2 separate regions of the Homo sapiens genome follow, and region 2 is linked to region 1. Evidence: read pairs that join two places in POLR2A ChIA-PET (ENCODE). Cell type or tissue: Panc1. All regions are shown on one strand. Each heading gives the region's core, and the rest is flanking DNA. Links, peaks and the distances in the headings are about the cores only.

Region 1 (6,090 bases), core at 1,290-3,789:
TCAAAAAAAAAAAAAAAAAAGAAAGAAAGAAAAGGGAAAAAAGTAACCTGAAGTAACTTGACATTGGTCAATCAGCTTTATTTCTATTGTTCTGTTTCCTTGTTCTCACCTTACAAAACCCACTTCTCTTTTGCCCCCTGCCAATCTATTCTTCTATTTTGTAGAATAGAGGCTATCTTAACTCATAAATTCCAAATAAAAGCCAATTAGGTCTATAACTAAACTCATGATTTTGTCTTTTGACATCAGTAATGGGACAAATTGAAACTGTGCACCATTGGTACCATACAATGAGAAGTACACGACATCACTTCTGTGATCATCCTGCTACATGAATCTAATCACAAGGAAATATCAGAAAAACCCAAATTGAAGGGCATTTTACAAAATAAGCTAACTACAAGCTTCAAAATTATCAGGGTCATAAAAGTCAATAGAAGACCAAGGAATCTTTCTTTTTTATGTATATATTCTCCAATTTAAAACTTTTAATTAAAAAGTAAACTTTAATGTCGAAAATGCAAACTTGGGGAAGACAGAAAAGATCACACACAAGGCTGTCACTTCACACTTGGAAGGTTGCACAATGGCCGGACAGAGGCGCTCCTCACTTCCCAGATGGGGTGGCTGGGCAGAGGCGCTCCTTACTTCCCAGACGGTTGGCAGCCAGGCAGAGGCGCCTGCTCCTCGCTTCCTAGACGGTTGGCAGCCGGGTAGAGGCGCTCCTCACATCCCAGTCAGTTGGCAGCCAGACAGAGGCGCTCCTCACTTCCCAGACGGGGCAGTGGCCAGGCGGAGGCGCTCCTCACTTCCCAGACGGTTGGCGGCCGGGCAGAGGCACTAACCAAGGAAACTTTCTATAATGGAGTAGGTTAAAGGAACATGATAAACTAAACATAATGCTTGATTTGGCATTGAATCCTTTTGATCTAAGTGGCAAAACTTGAATGGGGTATGAATATGAGATACTAGCAATGTCAATATTAATTTCTTCTTTTTTTTTTTTTTTTCTGATGATGGAGTCTCGCTCTGTTACCCAGGCTGGAGTGCAGTGGTGCAATTTTGGCTAACTGCAACCTCTGCCTCCCGGGTCCAAGAGATTCTCCTGCCTCAGCCTTCTGAGTAGCTGTGACTACAGGTGCCCGCTACCATGCCTGGTTAATTTTTGTATTTTTAGTAGACACGGGTTTCTCCATGTTAGCAAAGCTGGTCTCGAACCCCTGACCTCAGGTGATCTACCAGCTCAGCCTCCCAAAGTGCTGGGATTACAGGCATGAGCCATGCACCCAGCCTATTTATTTATTTGAGATGGAGTCTTGCTCTGTCACCCAGGCTGGTGTGCAGCAGGGCAATTTCAGCTCACTGCAACCTCCACCTCTGGGGCTCAAGTGATCCTCCTACCTCAGCCTCCCGAGTAGCTGGGACCACAGGCGCATGCCACCATGCCCAACTAATTTTTGTATTTTTTGGTAGAGATGGAGTTTCACCATGTTGGCCAGGCTGGTCTCAAACTCCTGACCTCAACTGATCTGCCTGCCTCAGCCTCCCAAAGTGCTGGGATTACAGGTGTGAGCCACTGGACCCAGCCCTCAGCCTCGTTTTTTCTTTTCTTTTCTTTTCTTTCTTTCTTTTTTTTTTTTTTTTTTTTAGAGGTGGAAGCTTGGCTATGTTGTCCAGGCTGGCCTCAAACCCCTGGGTTTGAACTCCTGGGCTCAAGGGATCCTCCTGCCTCAGCCCCTGGAGTTGCTGGGACCACAGGGATGTATTACCACACACAGCTCATTTTCTTAATCTCCTCACCTTTAATAATTTTGTCTCTACCCTATCTTAACCATACACTCCCATGGGCCTCTCTGGATTTTGTCTTTCTTAATATTTTCTTAAGCCTTTTTCTATAGCCTCAATCAAGCATCCCATTTTCATATTTCCAGCTCATTCCCATTCCTTTCCATATTCAGACCTGCATTCTTCTGGTTGCTCAGATCAAATACTTTGGAACCATTCTTGATCCATTCCTTGTGGCAGAGGAGAGGAAATGTGTAAAGGAGGGTGAGGCCCTACAGTCAAGAGGTGGGATAGCATGAATGCAAAGAAGAGTAGCACTGGGGCCAGCCACAGTGGCTCACACCTGTAATCTCAGCACTTTGAGAGGCCAAGGCATGCAGATCACCTGACCAGTCTGGCCAACATGTTGAAACCCCATCTGTACTAAAAATACAAAAATTAGCCAGGCATGGTGGCTCGAACCTGTAATCCCTGCTACTCAGGAGGCTGAGGCAGCAGAATCACTTGAACCTGGGAGGCGGAGGTTGCAGTGAGCTGAGATCGCACCACTGCACTCCAGCCTGGGTGACAGAGTGAGGCTCCGTCTAAAAAAAAAAAAAGAGTAGCATTGGATTTGGGAATGTAAGCTTATAGGTGAACTTGCAAACAGGAATGTTATTGGAAGGTGGGGACAAAATCCTGATTTTTTAAATGTTTTGGAGATAGTCTGTCACTAAGGCTGGAGTACAGTGGTGCAATCATGGCTCACTGTAGCCTCAAAATGTTGGGCTCAAGCTATCCTCCTGCCTCAGCCTCCAGAGTAACAGGGTCTACAGGTGCACCACCACACCTGACTAATTTTTATTGTTTATGGATATGGGGGTCTCACTATGTTGCCAAGGCTGGTCTTGAACTCCTGGCCTCAAGCAGTCCTCCCTGTCTTGGCTTCCGAAAGTATTGGGATTACAGGCATGCCCAGCCAATCCTGATTTGAATTGAGGAAATAATCATAGTATTTCTCAAGGAATTGCTTGAATCTGAATACTCAAGAAGCACTTATTAAGCAATCAAATGATGTGGGCTAAGTCATTTTCGAAAGTCTTGAACCTTTAGCCTTGAAAGTCGGACCAATGAGTTTGTGCCTTATTTGTTTCTGAAGGTCTTTTTGAGTCTTGCGTTAGGAAATTAATCCGGCAAAAGCAGGCACAAAAGATCTTGTGGGTTGAGGAGTCAGTAAAAAGACTACTGGAATAGCCCGGGTACAAGCTTATGAGACACTGAGATGGGAGCCGGGGGGTTAGGGGGTGGGCAGAAGCGGGAAGAGCAGTGGCACTGGGAATCAATACAAGAGGAAGGAAAATCAACAACCATACCATAGAAAATGAGTCAGATTTGGAACTGATTAGATGTGGATGGGGAGACAGAAGAATCAGAGAATAAGTCAAAGCTAGCCAGGAGTGTTTCAACCTGGATTCCTGAGAATCCTGTTACCTAGGAGGAGACACTGTTTCTTAGATTTAGTTTGAGGAGAAGATGATAGCTTTGGTCTTAAATTGCTTTTTTTTTGTTGTTTTTTTTTCTCGAGATGGAGTTTTGCTCTGTCTCCGGGGCTGGAGTTCAATGGCATGATCTGGGCTCACTGCAACCTCCACCCCCTGGGTTCAAGTGATTCTCCTGCCTCAGCCTCCTGAGTAGCTGGGATTACAGGCATGCACCACCACGCCTGGCTAATTTTTTGTATTTTTAGTAGAGATGGGGTTTCACCATGTTGACCAGGCTGATCTCGAACTCCTGACCTCGTGATCCACCCGCTTCGGCCTCCCAAAGTGCTGGGATTATAGGCATGAGCCACCGCGCCTGGCCTTAAATTGTTTTTTTGTTTGTTTTTCAGACAGAGTTTTGCTCTGTTGCCCAGGCTAGAAGCTCAGTGGTGCCATCTTGGCTCACTGCAACCTCCGCCTCCTGGGTTCAAGCGATTCTCCTGCCTCAGCCTCCCAAGTAGCTGGGATTACAGGTGCATACCACCACACCCGGCTAATTTTTTGCATTTTTAGTAGAGACGGGGTTTCACCATGTTGGCCAGGCTAGTCTGGAACTCCTGACCTCAGGTGATCCACCCCCCTCGGCCTCCCAAAATGCAAGGATCACAGGTGTGAACCACTGTGCCTGGCCTTAAATATTTTTAATTTTAATTTTTTAAATTTGTTTTTGAGACAGGAACTCACTCTGTCACCCACACTGGAGTGCAGTGGCATGATCACAGCTCACTGCAGCCTCAACTTCCTGGGCTCATGCGATCCTGCTATCCACCCGAGTAGCTGGAATAACAGGTGTGTGCCACCATGCCTGGCTAATTTTTTAATTTTTTGTAGAGATGAGGTCTCATTATGTTGCCCAGGCTAATCTCAAACTCCTGAGCTCAAGGGATCCTTCCACCTTGGCCTCCCAAAGTGCTGGGATGAGAGACGTGAGCCACCTCATCCTCTAGTATTTTTCACTGATAGAGCTAGAAGACAACCTGGGAAAGGCAGCAATTAGAAATTAGGTCATAGAAGTAGAAAGAGTACTTGAGGCTGCAGTCTGTCAAGCTGCATGGAAATGAAAGTTGAAGCCCTAAGATATGATGAACCACAGTCATAACTATAACTTCCTTTTAATAAGGCTTGCTTTCTTCCAACAGCTGCCTTAAATATTTGAAATATTTCTCTCCCAGTCGTTATGGTACAGTGTAAGTAAGTGTTGTTAACTCAGTACTGCAGACCAGAAAGCTAAGGTTCAGGGGAATCAAATAACTTGTCATGTTAACAGAACTCACAAGTAAAGAACTAGATCTTGAACCCAGATCCACCTGATCCCATGCAGTTTGATGTCAGAATTTGGTAGTCAAAGGAGTCAATGAAACAGACAGAGAAGAATTTGTTAGGAGAAAGAAAATTATGTATTTATTTTAATTTTATTTATTTTTATTTTTATTTTTTTGAGATGGAGTCTTGTTCTGTTGCCCAGGCGGGAGTGCAGTGGCGCAATCTTGGCTCACTGCAACCTCTGTCTCCTGGGTTCAAGTGATTCTCCTGTCTCAGCCTCCATAGTAGCTGGGACTACAGGCGTGTGCCACCATGCCTGGCTAATTTTTTTTGTATTTTTAAAAGAGACAGGGTTTCACCATATTGGCCAGGCTGCCCTCGAGCTCCTGACCTCGCGATCCACCCACCTCAGCCTCCCAAAGAGCTGAGATTACAGGCGTGAGCCACCGAACCCAGCTTATATATTTATTTATTTATTGTATTTATTTATTTATTTTGAGATAGAGTCTCACTCTGTCATCCAGGTTGGAGTGCAGTGGTGTGATATCGGCTTACTGCAACCTCCACCTCCCAAGTTCAAGTAATTATCGTGTCTCAGCCTCCTGAGTAGCACAGAAACACCCCACCATACCCGGCCATACCGTACACCATACCATTACAGAAGCACCCCACCATACCCAGCCATACTGTACACCCTACCATTACAGAAGTACCCCACCATACCCAGCCATACTGTACACCCTACCATTACAGAAGTACCCCACCATACCCGGCCATACCGTACACCATACCATTACAGAAGCACCCCACCATAGCTGGCCAATTTTTGTATTTTTAGTAGAGACACAGTTTTGCCATATTGGCCAGGCTGGTCTCGAACTTCTGACCTCAAGTGATCCACCTGCCTCAATCTCCCAAAGTGTTGGGATTTCAGGCATGAGCCACCTAGAAGAAATAAAATTATAACTTTGTGGGGCTACTGAGGGTGAAGAAAGAAACCAAGGAATTTCAAGAAGGAAAAGTTCACCAGTCAAATGCTCCAGAACTAAGAAAACACAACAAAACCCACTGAGTTTAGGTGTTAGTGTTGGTTTCAGTGGATGGAGGAGAAAGGCAGATTCCTAAGGTTAAATCTGAACATAAGCCCAGAGTAAGGAGAGGATCCTCTTGGTATTATGGTCACCAACTGTCCTAATGCGTCTAGGACTGTCCCCTTTTTAGCACAGAAAGTCACACATTTCAGGAAACTCCTATGTCCTGGGTAACCCAGGGCCACCCTACCCATGGCAGCTAGTGTAACCACCCTACCCCCGGCCTCTCCTTTTTTCTGAGACAGAGTCTGCTCTGTGACCCAGGCTGGAGTGCAGTGCAACCTCCACCACCCAAATTCAAGTGATTCTCCTGCCTCAGCCTCCTTAGTAGCTGGGATTACAAGCGTGTGCCACCATGCCTAGCTCATATTTGTATTTTTAGTAGAGATGGCGTTTCACCACATTGGTCAGGCTGGTCTCGACCTGACCTC
Region 2 (6,090 bases), core at 2,216-4,715, 250 kb after region 1:
ACCAAGATGGAATTAAATATGCAATATTTTATTAGGGAAAATGCTCATGTAAGAGAAAGTGAGGAGGGATCTGGAAAAGGCAGAGAGAGCCATTGACTGCAATGCAAATCTAATCTTCCAGTGAAGGAGAGAGGGTGGGCAGAAGCATTCTAGACCCCTGTCCAGTCTAAGGGCAGTTTGGTAAAGGTACCTGGAGAGGCTTTGAGCACAATTTGCTGTAAGAGGAGCCCTGCATTTTCCAGGAAAGGGTCTGCCTTAGCACATCAATTTCAGGGAGCAGCTGCTGGGGCCCTTAATCAATGATATTCTCTGAGGTTGGAGGTTTGTGAGGAGCTTTCTCATGGCCACCACGGTCCACTCCTTTGCTACACAGACGTACTTCTCCATGTAGATTTTGGGAGCAACTCTTCCATGATTCCCATGATCCCCTTTGACTGAGGGGACAGTCCTCACCAATGACAAATGAGGATTGCAGTACATACAACTGGCTGCCTCACCCCTCTGGTAGGATACCTCCACCCACCCAGCAGTTATCAGTTGCCAATTAGCCTGCACTCCAGCTGCCCACAGTGGTCTCCTTCTCATGAATGTGCACCATATTGGGCTTATGCTCTTTCCTGGCTCACTGTCCCATTCCCCTCCCTGACTTCCTGGGATCACTTCCTGAATCAATCACTTGTACTCATTCTGTCTTGGGATGTGCTTCTAGGGGAACCCAGACTAATATAATAAGGAAACCGTTAATAATATGGTTCGGAAATAGTTGTTCTTCTCTAAGGATACACTTAGGCTTTAATTTCACGATTCAGTGAGGATCGCTCTTAATACAAAGTATCACACAGAATACTTAATAGGCCATTTGAGAGGCTCCTTAAATTATACAAGTTCTTTTGTATTCACCATCCTCAGTTATTTGGGGAAAACTCTTCAAACTGTTTCTCCTCTGCTCTCACACCACCACCACAACCATCAACACAGAAGAAAGCTGTGACCAAAGGCATGGGGGGTTTTCCCCACACACCAAGCAGCAGACATTGATGCTGGAAGTAGCATCAGATCCCACAGAGTGAGAGCTCAGTCCCCAAAACTGCCCCCACTCTGCCACCTCCAGACCCCAGTCACAAGTCCAGGCCTCCAGAACTTCTGACTGACTGGCTTCAAGTTGAGGTTCTCACGATTCCCTCTTTGGGTTTGATTAATTTGCTGGAGTGGCTCACAGAACCCAGGGAAACATGTTTACTGGTTTATTATAATGAATATTACAAAGGATACAGATGAAGAGATGCATAGGGTAAGGTATGGGGAAAGGGCCACAGAGCTTTCACCCCCCACCAGAGGCCCCCACCCTCCAGGAACCTCCTGAGTTCCACTATCCTGAAGCTTTCCAAACCCTGTCCTCCTGGGTCTTTATGGAGACTGCATTACATAGGCATGATAGACAACCATGTAGAAATGTGATTGGACAAAAAGCACATAATCTAAACCCAGCAAGGCCTGTGTGTTTAGGCTTTTCTTGGCCTCTCTGTGCAGCCTTCCTTCCTCTAGGGTATGGGGCTGGACCCCTCTGGAATGAGGGGCTTCTGACCTACAATCAGTTTCGAGTCCTGCCTTAGGCAGATGAAAGGAGGACAGGGGAAGGTCAGAGAGAGAGATTCTGTTTCCTGAGACCTGCTGCTGAGGCCTACAGCACCCCAACATTATAACAAAAGACTATGGGGGTTATGATCCAGAAACCATGGATGAAAACCTATACACACACACACACACACACACACACACACACACACCATGGCTGTGTAGAAAATTGTTATAGGCGGGCATGGTGTCTCACGCCTGTATTCCCAGCATTTTGGGAGGCTGAGGCAGGTGGATCACTTGAAGTTGGGAGTTCGAGACCAGTGTGGCCAACTTGGTGAAACCTAGTCTCTACTAAAAATACAAAAATTAGCTGGGTATAGTGGTGTGCACCTGTAATCCCAGCTACTCAGGAGTCTGAGGCAGAAGAATTGCTTGAACCCTGGAGGCCAAGGTTGCAGTGAGCTGAGATCACACCACTGCACTCCAGCATGGGCGACAGAGTAAGACTCCATCTCAAAAAAAAAAAAATTGTTACATTTAAATCATGTGGTCTCAGTCTTCGAAAAGCAGGCAATACTTTGTGCAGTAATTCAGTCCTTATACAGTTTGTTTAAAAAATGCCAAGAAATTTTATGTTAAATAGCATAAATTCAATGTCAGCTTTGGATTTTTATAGGTGAAGGGGAAGGATTGTTCATTATCCACATGTGTCTGAGCTTTAATGATACTGATAATTCAAAAATATCCTGGCAATTTTCAAGTACATAACCAGATTGACATGAATTAAAGTTACAGATCACTTGGTGTTAACGAGTCCTGGGATGGCTGATTCCTTGAAGAGGAGGGACCATGGGAACGTCCGACTTTCAGGAAAGAAGCGAGGCTGCCTGGATGTCTGTGACCACAGCGAAAAGGTGAGTCTGGGAAAGTAGAGGTTTCTCTCAGAATGCAAGAGGCACTTTTGAATCTTTAGACTTGTAATGAAATCCTCATTTTGATCTCACATTAGTACCCACTAGGACTGATCACTAGATATGCTATTTCTGCCTTTTGAGTACACAGTAAAATTATAATTCTTGGCCCTCTCCCACTTCTTGGGTTGGGGTCATGGGACCAGTTCAAGATCAAGCTTTTAATGGCTGATTTGAGACCCTCCAGAGCTCTTTTTGCCCTCTGTCATCATTCCAGATAGTGGGTGCTTGATCATCCTGGCTTTCAAGATAACCCATGACAGACATACAGCCCTGCAGTGGATGTGTGGCACAAGCAAGAAACAAACCTTTATCATTTGAAGCCACTAAAATTTGGGGTTTATTTGTTATTCCAAAATAGCATTGACTATCTTGATTGAGACATACTCTTTGGGGAGGCTACTGAGGAGACTGCTGTCCGGTAAGTCCCCTACCCCTTCTAGGAATTCTCTATAAGGCACGATGCTTACTTTCTATGTCATTTTCTGAGAGTACTCATGGAGAGAGTCTTCCTCACTCTTCCTGTTTTGAAGATGGTCAATTCAAAGTTAGGATTTAGTAAACCAAGCTTCAAACCACATCCAGTTTTAATGACTAAGTTCCATGAAACCTTTAAGATTGTTCTAGAAAATTCAACCTCATTTAATCCCGAATGACATTTACTTACATGGCTGCTGCACTAGTTACAAAAAAAAAAATTAAATCATGAAACATTGCTGAACAGTTATTAAATAGTACCTAGTCCCTAATGGCAAATTCATTTTCATTTAATAACAAGTTATTGTGGAGCGTAATGAAAAATAGAGTGGCATGCAAAATAAGCTGGCCTCTGTTTTCATTGACATTGTGCCAGTTTCTTGAGTGCAGCATTATAATACTATCCATCTTCATAAAGCACTCTTTAGAAGGCATTATTAAACAGCAGGAAGGAAAGGCAGATGACAGCTTCATTAGTCATGACTAGGTAATCCTGGCCAATTTCTCCTGGGAATTATTAACACATTTCTAAACACCCTTTGGTTGATGGCATCTAGAAGAGAAGAGGAGGAGATTAGTTGTAAAGACTTGGACATTATCCAAATCTGGCTACAACTTTCTTTAAGTCACAGAGCAGTCACTCTTCCCCAAGACTCTGTCATGCTTCTGGGGAATGGGAACTTCTGAGCAACTGTGGACCAAGACCTCAAAATTCTTGCCCATTGCTGAATACCCAATGAAAAGAAAGAAATCTACACAGCATCTGCCTGGTACAAATTTAGGCTATTCTATTTGATAAATGGATTAGTCCCAAACTCATACTTGTCTGGTTAGTGAATAGGAGCTCCAGGAGAGTGTCTTTGGGAGCCCAGTAAGTGTATAATAAACACATCGGAATCTGACATATTCCTGTGAATCCCTGTAGCCAGGTGTCCCAAGTTAGCTAAGGATTTATGAAATCCCCCAGAGCTTGGGCACAGCCTGGGAGATTTAAAAAGATAGTTGCTGTCAACCAAGATTTTCCTAGTGTTTCTGTAATCTTCTCTTTTTTCTTTCTTTCTTTTTTTTGAGATGGAGTCTCACTCTGTCACCAGGCTGGAGTGCAGCTCTGTCACCAGGCTGGAGTGCAGTGGTGCGATCTCAGCTCACTGCAACCTCCGCCTCGTGGGTTCTAGTGATTCTTCTGCCTCAGCCTCCTGAGTAGCTGGGATTACAGGCACCCGCCACCATGCTAACTTTTGTATTTTTAGTAGAGATGGGGTTTCACCATGTTGGCCAGGCTGGTCTCAAACTCCTGACCTCAGGTGATCCACGCACTTTGGTCTCCCAAAGTGCTGGGATTATAGGTGTGAGCCACTATGCCCAGCCTCTGTGACCTTCTCTAATGACACTACCTTTCAGTTTCTTAGTAAGTCAGCTGGATGGGGTTTTGAGGACGCCTGGCAGAGGAATGGTTTACTCTGCACATCAACAGTTTTAATTGTGGGTTAAAAACAGTGAGTAACTGCTTTTGAAACTCTTTGGGTGCTTGATGGTGTGGCAAAAGGACTTAAGAATTAGAATGAGACTCGAGCTCAAATCATTGCCCTGCAACTTACTAGCTGTGGAACTGTGGGCAAGTTAATTAAGGCCTCCCAGCCTTAGTTTCCTCATCTGCAAATTAGGGATAATGATATCTATCTCATTGAGTTTTTGGAGGATTAATTAATATAATTAAGTAAAGCACTTGGCAGAGTGCTTCAATAAATATTTCTTCTTTTATATGTTCTGTGTAAGCTATGTCTTGCTTAAAAAACAAAAGCAAAAATAATCAGATTTATAGAAGAGACATTAGTATGAGTTGTCCATATTATCCTGCCCACCACCCCCAACTAAATTGTAAGTTCCTGTTTTTATTTACTTTTAAAAGAAAAGCAGTGATGGTGAAATAATAAGTAACACTTATATACTGCCAGATGCTGGTTTAATTCTCACATCAACTGTATTATTATCCCCATATTCCAGCTGAGAAAACTGAGGCACAGAGAAGTAAGTTGCCCAAGGTTACAGAGACAGTCAATTTTGGAGCTGGGATTGAAAACTAGTCTGCCTCCAGAGTTGGTGTTCTTTTATGTTTAACTTCTATTTTAGGTTCAGAGGTATATGTGTAGGTCTGTTACATAGGTAAACTTGTGTTACGGGGTTTGGTGCACAGATGATTTTGTCACTCAGGTGCTAAGCCTAGTACCCAAGGGTTATTTTTTTTGCTTCTCTACATTCTCCCACCCTCCACCCTCCAGTAGACCCCGGTGTGCGTTGTTCCCCTCTATGTGTCTATGTGTTCCCATCATTTAGCTCCCACTTATAAGTGAGAACATGCAGCATTTGGTTTTCTGTTCGTGTGTTAGTTTGCTAAGGATAATGGCCTCCAGCTCCATCCATGTTCCTGCAAAGGACATGATCTTGTTGTTTTTTGTGGCTGCATAGTATTCCATGGTGTATGTGTACCACGTTTTCTTCATCTAGTCTACCGCTGATGGGCATTTAGGTTGATTCCATGTCTTTATTATTGTGAATAGCGCTGCAATGAACATATGGGTACATGTGTCTTTATGGTAGAAAGATTTATATTCCATGGGTATATACTCAGTAATTGGATTGCTAGATCAGATGGTAGTTCTGTTTTTAGCTTTTTAAGGAATCACCACACTGTCTTCCACAATGGTTTAACTAATTTACACTGCCACCAACAGTGTATAAGCATTCCCTTTTCCCTGCAACCTTGCCAGCATTTTTGACTTTAGTAATAGCCATTCTGACTGGTCTGAGATGGTATCTCACTGTGATTTGCATTTCTCTAATGAGCAGTGATACTGAGTTTTTTTCATATGCTTTTTGGCTGCCTGTATGTCTTTTTTTTTTCTTCGAGACAGAGTTCACTCTGTCACCCAGGCTGCGATCTCAGCTCACCGCAACCTTCACCTCCCAGGTTCAAGCAATTCTTATGCCTCAGCCTCCTGCGTAGCTGGGATTACAGATGTGTGCCACCACACCCTGCTACTTTTTGCATTTTTAGTAGAGATGG

The links. ChIA-PET counts read pairs that join two places held together with the same protein. Peaks named below come from ENCODE experiments on the same cell type or tissue, not always from the same donor. Only the 100,000 strongest peaks of a DNase experiment are listed, where the experiment ranks them.
Region 2: POLR2A ChIA-PET joins it to region 1 with 8 read pairs; 3 of 35 experiments call an interaction of 5 or more read pairs at or near these places.

Annotation. Positions count from the first base shown.
Region 1 is chr4:54,187,680-54,193,769 of GRCh38, reverse strand. No RefSeq gene overlaps it. Among named protein-coding and RNA genes, the nearest start is that of PDGFRA, 39 kb to the left of the region's middle. In Panc1, for the core only: no CTCF peak of the experiment used is centred there; no DNase peak of the experiment used is centred there.
Region 2 is chr4:53,941,275-53,947,364 of GRCh38, reverse strand. No RefSeq gene overlaps it. Among named protein-coding and RNA genes, the nearest start is that of CHIC2, 120 kb to the left of the region's middle. In Panc1, for the core only: no CTCF peak of the experiment used is centred there; a DNase peak (open chromatin) is centred at 3,504.